2 separate regions of the Homo sapiens genome follow, and region 2 is linked to region 1. Evidence: read pairs that join two places in POLR2A ChIA-PET (ENCODE). Cell type or tissue: CD4-positive, alpha-beta T cell. All regions are shown on one strand. Each heading gives the region's core, and the rest is flanking DNA. Links, peaks and the distances in the headings are about the cores only.

Region 1 (4,386 bases), core at 224-4,223:
CTAGCTAGGCATATGGGAAAGAGAAATGGAGAAAAGGATACAATAGGAAAGAATTATTCTCTCAGGTGCCAGGTTTATTTTCACCACAGTTACACAGCCTAGACATTAAAATGTTTGCATCTACTGGTTGGGCAACAAACCATATCCACTAGGAGCTAAAATACATATATTTTATATACTTATTTATATTCCAGTCAGAAGGCTTAATTAAACAGCCAAAAAAAGTAAATGATAAAAATAGTTATTCTGCAGAAACTGTCTAAAGTAAGTAATACAGCCAAGAGTAGGCTCTGTCTTCACAGTCCCATCTGCTTCCCTTTCCCAGGTACATATCCCAGGAGGATGGATGTTTATATCTGCATGCCTAGTATTAAACTCAAAAGATACTTACTGGGCACATTAACACAAGGCAAGCTACCAAGAAATGCTAAAACACGATCACAGAATCTTAAGACAGAAGTAAACAAACCCCAGAGCACAGCAAGTCCAATCTTGTTCTACAATGAGGAAAATGAAGCTGAGAGAGAGCATCCTCCCAAAGTCAGCTAGCTGTGGGTCAAGTGAAGACAGGGGCAGGCCACCAGAGCTCTTGCCCAGTGACAGCTCCTACACCCCTTGAGGAAGCACAGAGGAGTTCTGCTCCAAGGGTTTTAAGGATGATGAATGAGCTGGCTTTACCTGGCATTGGATGACATCAGGTAATGAATGAGTATGAAACTGACGAACCACTATAAAAGCATGCTGCAAATCTAACATGATGATTAACGCTACTGCTCAGGTGAGTAATTTCATTTCAGCTGCTATTACCACCTGTGCTATTTAAGAGCAAGTCTCTTGTAAAACCACCTTCATCCTGAATTATTCCCAGGTAGACTTGGCATTTTAAATAAGTTAACATAATGGCTGGGCGCGGTGGCTCACGCCTGTAATCCCAGCACTGTGGGAGGCTGAGGCAGGCAGATCACCTGAGGTCAGGAGTTCGAGACCAGCCTGGCCAACATGGTGAAACCCCATCTCTAATAAAAATACAAAAATTAGCCAGGAGTGGTGGTGGCGGACACCTGTAATCCCAGCTACTCAGGAGGCTGAGGCAGGAGAATCACTTGAACCCAGGTGGCAGAGACTGCAGTGAGCAGAGATCGGGCCACTGCACTCCAGCCTGGGTGACAGAGCAAGACTCCGTCTCAAAAAAAAAAAAAAAAAAAAAAGTTATAATATTATTTGACTTTGGTAAAAATCTCTAGACCACATTACTACTGGGAACTGGGGTAGCATAATCATCCCCTCCAGGTTCCACTCGGTTGCTATAAAGTCTCAAGAAACCAAGAGCAAACCAAAGTCTACCATCCTCTTTGTCAATGGCAAAGCTGCAATGCCTCGCCCTTCCCATTTCTAGTTGGCCTTGCCACCCGCCTCCAGACCTAGGGACAAAGAATGGTGCTAGCCACAAAAGGAAGGTAGGACACAGCTAAGGACAGGCTTCTCTTAAGGGTAAGCAGGGGAGAGAGTTCAAGCACAAAGCCAGGCAGTGTTCTGATGCAGTGACCTCACACTGGGTAGATGTGGACCAATGGAGTGAGGCTCTCCCTGGTGTACCAATCAGATAAATCACTCCTATGGAAAGGAAGAAATGAGAGGGTGGAGACAGGACCAGAAGAATGTGCCCCAATACTGCTCCCACCTGGTGTGCAGTCAAAACCCCCCTGAATGTAGGCTAAAGCAAGAATGAGGGGACACAGGAAGGTTACCCTCTACATAAGCAATGAGAAAACTAACAGGTTTGTTTTCTCTAATGGGAAACAGTGCTGCCACTGAGGGGTACAGGGCCAAGCATGGCAGGCAGAGAAAGTACCAGATTAGAGCCAGTCCTGGCTCTACTGAGTCTAGTCTGTGGCACTGTGGGCAAACCCCGCAAGCTCCTGGAGCATTCTTCATCTGTATTGGCTGATACAGTCATCTCTCCCTCACTGTAAGTTCTTCTTACGTAAACTCCATGTGTGGGTCTCCTTTTATAAAGGCAAAGTCCCCCTAAGTTGCCACCAGCTTGTCCCTCTGAATACACCTAGTGCCACCTTTATACTTTTTTAAAATTCATGTTCAGTCACGTTCCTCAAAGGCTCTCAAAATATCACTGCCAATTGCCAAAGGGTCCTTAAGTATCCCTGCAAATATAGATAATGTTGCCGGGGTGGCAGCTGCTGGGGGATCTCTGAGGGCACTGCATTACGCAGGAAGTGTGGGGGCGCTGCACAAGCAGAGATCTGTGTCGGGAGGAAGTGACTCTTCATGGCCAATAGGTTCTCAATGCTCCTCCCATCCCCGCAGATCATTACTAGCCACAAAGGGAGAAGACGCTGCAAAGCAACTCTCTAACCAGGGACTTTCATGTGCCCGGGTTCCACTAATAAACTAAAACTTGTACAATATAAAAAACTATATTGTAATACTGGAACTATACACAGTTCCATCCCTCCACCCCACTGGCGAGGCACTGGATTAGAAAGGCAAAACAGTGGTAGTGGTGACTGTGGTGGCAGTGAGCAGCAAGAAAGCAGATGGCGCCTTTCTGGAGGGAGTCGGTGCACAGGTGAAATGAAACAGGTACTCGGCCAATAACCTTGGCCTTGCTCACATCCCTGGAGAGAGAAGATGATAACTCTACATGGGGTTTTCCATGAGCCTTCAATCCCCGCACAGCAAGCACGCATCACCCGTCCCACGATTCTCAACCAATTTTGCTAGAAGTGACTCAGTCCGTCTCTCAGCTCTGCCCCTTCTACAGGCACCAGCCCAAAGCCAAGACTGACCAGAAATCCAACACCCTTCTTCTTCCTGGGCCCTTCCACCCCCAACAGGTGGCTGGGTACGCTTGTCCTGGGAAGGCCTTAGCATGAACTGAAGGGTGTGGGCTGTGGAATCAGGGCAGGTCGCATCTAATGATGACTTCCTGATTACTTATCTGCTTGCCCCTGAGCAAATTACCTAACCTCTCGGAGCTCAAGTTTCTTCACTTGCAAAATGAACTTTCAACAGTACTCCCCCTCACCAAGTAGCTATGGGAATGACATCAATGGATGTAAATCCCTTAGCACCCTCATCCATAAATGAGCAAAACTATTTCACTAGATATTTCACTGGTGAGTCAATGAGCTTAAAAAAAAAGGAACAAAATAAAAATCCTACATAAAAAATTAGCTAAATGCTCAAAAACATCCCAAGAATGCCAAATGCCTTTTCACTTTCATTTTTATATACAAATCACCTCTCACTGCTGCAAACGAAGAATGTAAGAATGAAAACGTGTCCCACAGGCCTCCATCTGTGTTCAGGACAGTAAGAGTTTGGGACTAGACTCATGATTCTAGCAGCAAACACTTTTTTTCTTTTTAAAGAAAGAAATATTGCATAGAACCCCACCATATAAAGCAGACTAAATGAGAAACTGCTTAATTAATAAGGGTAGAGGAGGGGGTCTCAAATGCCTGTCTGTACTCCCAAACCTAGTGTCTGTGACACCTCCAAGAATCCCTATGGGCCTACAGAGCACCAGAAAAGCCCTGCACTAAAGCCCTTCCCAGCTTTGTGATTCTGGTTCTAACAAGTCTAGAAAGTTTTTCGGGGGTAAAAAAAGATTGCTAAAAAGACTGGTCGTACATTCTCTCTCAAGTATCTTTCACCTGCAAGCCCCATCACCACTGCCGCCCAGGGTCTTTGCTACCTGACCACCAGGGGTGATTAAACCATTTCATCACCTGGCCCTAACCTAGCTGACTTACTGTCCCCACCTCACCATCCACAGCCACCCACCCACCCTCTGCCTCAGCCAAACCCAAACTCACCCTTTTCTCTCCACATAACAGTTCCATGTCTTCACACACACCATTTCCTCTATCTAGAATGCTCCTGACTCCTCGAAAAGGTCCCCAACTCTGTGAAGCCTAATGCAGTTCCCCCTTCCCCACCCTCAGAGCTCCTCACTCCTTGTGGGCTTCAACATGACACCGACCATAATGAACTGAAATTACATCTTTCACTCTCATACAGGGATGGCAAGACAACTGGTGCCACCTCAGTGGGGGCCAAGACAAGTCAGCAATATTTATCAAATTTCAAACACAAAGACAACCTCACCCAGCAATACACTTTTGGTGATTTTTCCTCCAAAGCTTAGGTGTAAAGGATCTTCATGTCAATGCCGTTTGTAAAACAAAAGAATGGGGACAACTTAAATTTCCATCAAGGCAGGATTGGTTAAATAAGGTACATCCACACTGTAGAACACCTACTAACTATGAAAAATAGTGAATAAGCTCTATACATATATGTATATGGAACCATGAAAACTACTCACCTAAAAACACATTTCCCCACACCCAAGGATCCCAG
Region 2 (4,386 bases), core at 68-4,067, 110 kb before region 1:
TGGGAGGGAGAGCTGTGGTTGACTCTGCAAACAACCTGCTACCGTGGATGACCAGGGCAGAGCTGAACAGCCAGAATGACCAGTGACCACCAGAAGAGAGCAGGAGGAGGCAGCAGCGGGAGGCCTTCCCCGAGGGGGCACCTTCTGCCCACAGACCCCCTGGCAAATCTCAGCCAGCGATGCCCCCAGACAGCGTTTGTGTCAAACCCAGGAGTGCCCCTGGGACCAATACTCCGAGGCAATCTTTGATTTCAGGGCAGGAGGGGCTGGGATTATGTACCTCCCGTGCTAAATTGAGTCATGAAACTTTTATTAAGGGATATAGTTTGTCAACGCCAAGAAAACAAGGCAATTCTGGGCAGGCTCATTAAGAGCAAACCCTTCTTCACCAGCACGGCCGCCGATTCTGATGGAATTGTGAAATGAGAGGGGCAGACAGAGGGATTTGCAGAGTGGGCTGGCTGGGCCACTGCGTGCATGCAGAGTGCTTTCCAAGGCCCTTAAGAATGCAGGCATGGGCGGGGTGCGGTGGCTCACACCTGTAATCCCAGCACTTTGGGAGGCCGAGGCGAGCGGATCACTTGAGGTCAGGAGTCCGAGGCCAGCCTGGCCAATAAGGCAAAACCCTGTCTCTACTAAAAATACAAAAATTAGCTGGGCGTGGTGGTGGGCGCCTGTAATCCCAGCTACTCAGGAGGCTGACGCAGGGGAATTGCTTGAATCCAGGAGGCAGAGGTTGTAGTGACTTGAGATGGCGCCACTGCACTCCAGCCTGGGCAACAGAGGGAGACTCTGGCTCAAAAAAAAAAAAAAAAAGAATGCAGGCATGGCAGCAACATCACTTCCCAAAGTTTCTTCACAAAAAAAGCCACATTTTTCGAAAACACGAGTGACAGCCACTTCCATCAGACATGGGTGTATGCACCCACCCACTTCTCTATCAACCAAGAAGGAAGGTCCCGCATGGCTTTGTCCCTCCAAGAACCTGGATATGCCCTTCCTAGCACCCCTGTGACTGAAGGTGACAGGGAACACCAGCCCTTTGTGCTGGTAGCCAGCAAGGTCTACCAGACGGCATGGCTTGGCTGGGCAGGGCTGGACCAGATGGTTGGGTAAGTGGGGGTGGAGTAGCGGTGGGGTGGGAGAGACATGGTCTAGCAGCCAGATGGTTAAAACCAATTTATTTCCTGGGTGCAGGGTGTGGGGTGTTGGATATGGAAGGGAGTCCTGAGGTGTATAGTAGTGATCAAATCACAACCATAATCGTAACAATCATAATATTGCCACTGTTCTCAAATAAAGGAGCAAGTTGTAATGTTAATATCTTCTTCAGGCCGGGCACGGTGGCTCACACCTGTAATCCCAGCACTTTGGGAGGCCGAGGTGGGTGGATCACTTGAGGTCAAGCATTTGAGATCAGCCTGGCCAACATGGCGAAACCTTGTCTCTACTAAAAATACAAAAATTAGCTGGGTGTGGTGGCACGCGCCTGTAATCCCAGCTACTCCAGAGGCTGAAGCTCAAGAATCACTTGAACCCGGGAGTAGGAGGTTGCAGTGAGCCAAGATCGCGCCATTGCACTCCAGCCTGGGAGACAGAGTAAGACTCCATCTCAAAAAAAAAAAAAAACTTATTTAGTAGTACTACGCCATACGAATTATAATATGGTGACCATATCCATTTTCTGAACACCACAGTTTTCAAAAAAGCTAGCGAGTAGTAGTTTTGTTTTTTTATAAAGACAGGGTCTCACTCTTACAAAGCCCAGCCCAAGCTAGAGTGCAGTGGTGTAATCACAGCTCACTGCAGCCTCAACCTCCCGGGATCAAGTGATCCTCCCGAGCCTCAGTCTCCCAAGTAGCTGGGACTACAGGCGTCCACCACCAAGCCCAGCTAATTTTTTTATGTTTTGCAGAGACAAGGTCCCGCTATGTTTCCCTGGCTGGTCTCAAACTCCTGGGCTCAAGTGATCCTTCCACCTCGGCCTCCCAAAGTGCTGGGATTATAGGCATGAGTCCCCAAGCCTGGCTGATAGTAGCAGTTTCTGAATCTTGTCTGGGGCCCAAATCTGGCTGAAGAGAGACCCTCTGATCCTCTCCCCCTTCACTCAGTGAATGAGGTCACAAAGAGCCACCACCTGGAAGGCAGCTGTGAGGTCACCCACACCCAGTTTGGCATCTCTGAGCTGTGTGCTGTTGGTAAGGTAACCTAGCCTCTCGGAGCTCTCTGTAAGAAGGCATTCCAATATCCACTCAACATGCAGAAAACTCCTGGCATGACTTTGTATTATTATTATTTGAGCCAAGATTTTAAATCAGGAGATTTCATACAAACAACTGAATTCTGCAGCTTCTCAAGAACAATCTAGAAATCTGCTGGCATGGAGCCTGCATTCCCACCTGGCAGGATTGGCTGAAACTGAATAATTGCCTTTTTTTTTTTTTTTTTTAGACAGCATCCTGCTCTTTCACCAAGGCTGGAGTCCAGTGGTGTCATCACAGCTCACTGCAGCCTCAACCTCCTGGGCTCAAGCGATCCTCCTGCCTCAGCCTCCCGAGTGGCTGGAATGGCAGATACTTGTTACTGTGCCCAGCTAATTAAAAAAATAATTTTTATTTTATTTACTTTTTTTTTTTTAAGAAATGGGGTCTCACTACATCACCCAAGCTGGTCTTGAACTCCTGGCTTAATGATCCTCCCACTTCAGCCTCCCAAAATGCTGGGATAACCAGCATGGGCCACAGTGCCAAGACTGAGTAACTGCTTTAAATAGGAGGCGGTCTCCCCTCTTTGCCAGAGCCCCCATCATGCCCTGTTGTCTTACATCAGACCTCCTTTGCTTATCTGCATTCCTGGCCTAATCCTAGAAGTCACTGGAGTTTTCCAGCCCTGGGTTAGGGTTTCAGCTCCAATGTGCTCTAGATCTCCACCCAGACCCCAATCCCAGGACCCATCCTCACTGAGCCTACAGCTGAACACATGCAGTGTGGTCAGGAAGTGGCCAGTGCCTTCCCGTGTCTCCTCTGTCACTTCAGCACCATGGCGTCGACCAGCACTGAAGGCCTGGGAACAACCTCCCCAGCCAGGCACCTGGGTGACCTCTTGGCCCTGCCCTCTGTCGCTGAAGATCTTGGGGTGAGACAGCTGCCTCCAGCAGTTTACACCAACCCTACTTTAATTCTCAGGGATTTTTGTTGCAAGGGGCTTCATCACAGTCTCTGGGCTACTTGACCGGAGCATCCAGCTGTCACCTCTAATGTCCCTTCAATCCTTCAACAAATACGGAGCATCTGCTAGACCAGGCAGCAAACTATAGCCCCCGGGCCAAACCCCACCACCACCTGCCTTTGTCTGACCTACACGCTAAGAATGAGTTTTACATTTTTAAATGGTTGAAAAAAGTCAAAATAAGAATCACATTGGCCGGGTGAGGTGGCTCACGCCTGTAATCCCAGCACTTTGGAAGGCCAAGGTGGGCAGATCACTTGAGGTCAGGAGTTCAAGACCAGCCTGGCCAACATGGTGAAACTCCGTCTCTACAAAAAAAATACCAAAATTAGCAAGGCATGGTGGAGCCCCACCCTGTAGTCTCAGCTACTCAGGAGGCTGAGGCAGGAGAATCCCTTGAACCCAGGAGGCAAAGGTTGCAGTGAGCGGAGATCACCCCACTGCACTTTAGCCTGGGGGACAGAGCGAAACTGTCTCAAAAAAATAAATAAATCAAAAGAATCATATGTATTGACACATGAAAATTATATGAAATTGAAATTTTGGTGTCCATAAATAAAGTTTTTGTTTTGTTTTGTTTTGTTTTTTGAGACGCAGTCTGGTTGTGTCGCCCAGGCTGTAGTGCAGTGGCTCGATCTCGGCTCACTGCAAGCTCTGCCTCCTGGGTTCACGCCATTCTTCTGCCTCAGCCTACCGAGTAGCTGGGACTACAGGCACCTGCCACCACGCCCGGCTAATATTTTGTATTTTTAATAGAGACGGAGTTTCGCCGTGTTAGCAAGGATGGTGGTCTCCATCTCCTGACCTCGTGATCCACCCGCCTCGGCCTCCCAAAGTGCTGGGATTACAGGCATGAGCCACCGCGCCCGGCCCATAAATAAGGTTTTATCGGAACACAGCCACACCCATTTGTTAGTGTTCTCCGTGGCTGCAGTTCATGCTCCGGTGGCAGAGTTGAGCATTCGAGACAGAGACAACGGCCTGCAAAGCCTCAGATATTTTCTATCTGTCTCTTTTCAGAGAATGTTCGCTGCTGCCGGCTCTGCTACATTCCAGTCCCTGCCTGGGTGTTGGCCACACAGGGGTGGATTAGTTTCCTAGGCCTGCCGAAACAGATTACCGTAAGCACAGTGACTTAGAACAAGAGTTCATCTGCTC

Evidence for each region. Peaks named below come from ENCODE experiments on the same cell type or tissue, not always from the same donor. Only the 100,000 strongest peaks of a DNase experiment are listed, where the experiment ranks them.
Region 2: POLR2A ChIA-PET joins it to region 1 with 5 read pairs; 8 of 35 experiments call an interaction of 5 or more read pairs at or near these places.

What each region holds. Positions count from the first base shown.
Region 1 is chr16:28,191,077-28,195,462 of GRCh38, forward strand. All of the region lies in intron 1 of XPO6 (exportin 6), which reads right to left. Among named protein-coding and RNA genes, the nearest start is that of XPO6, 19 kb to the right of the region's middle. RefSeq lists a silencer at 1,047-1,219 and an enhancer at 2,474-2,703. In CD4-positive, alpha-beta T cell, for the core only: a CTCF peak has its summit at 2,253; DNase peaks (open chromatin) are centred at 1,905, 2,275 and 2,695; H3K4me3 peaks cover 1,461 bases; H3K27ac peaks cover 3,679 bases.
Region 2 is chr16:28,078,533-28,082,918 of GRCh38, forward strand. No RefSeq gene overlaps it. Among named protein-coding and RNA genes, the nearest start is that of GSG1L, 17 kb to the left of the region's middle. In CD4-positive, alpha-beta T cell, for the core only: no CTCF peak of the experiment used is centred there; no DNase peak of the experiment used is centred there.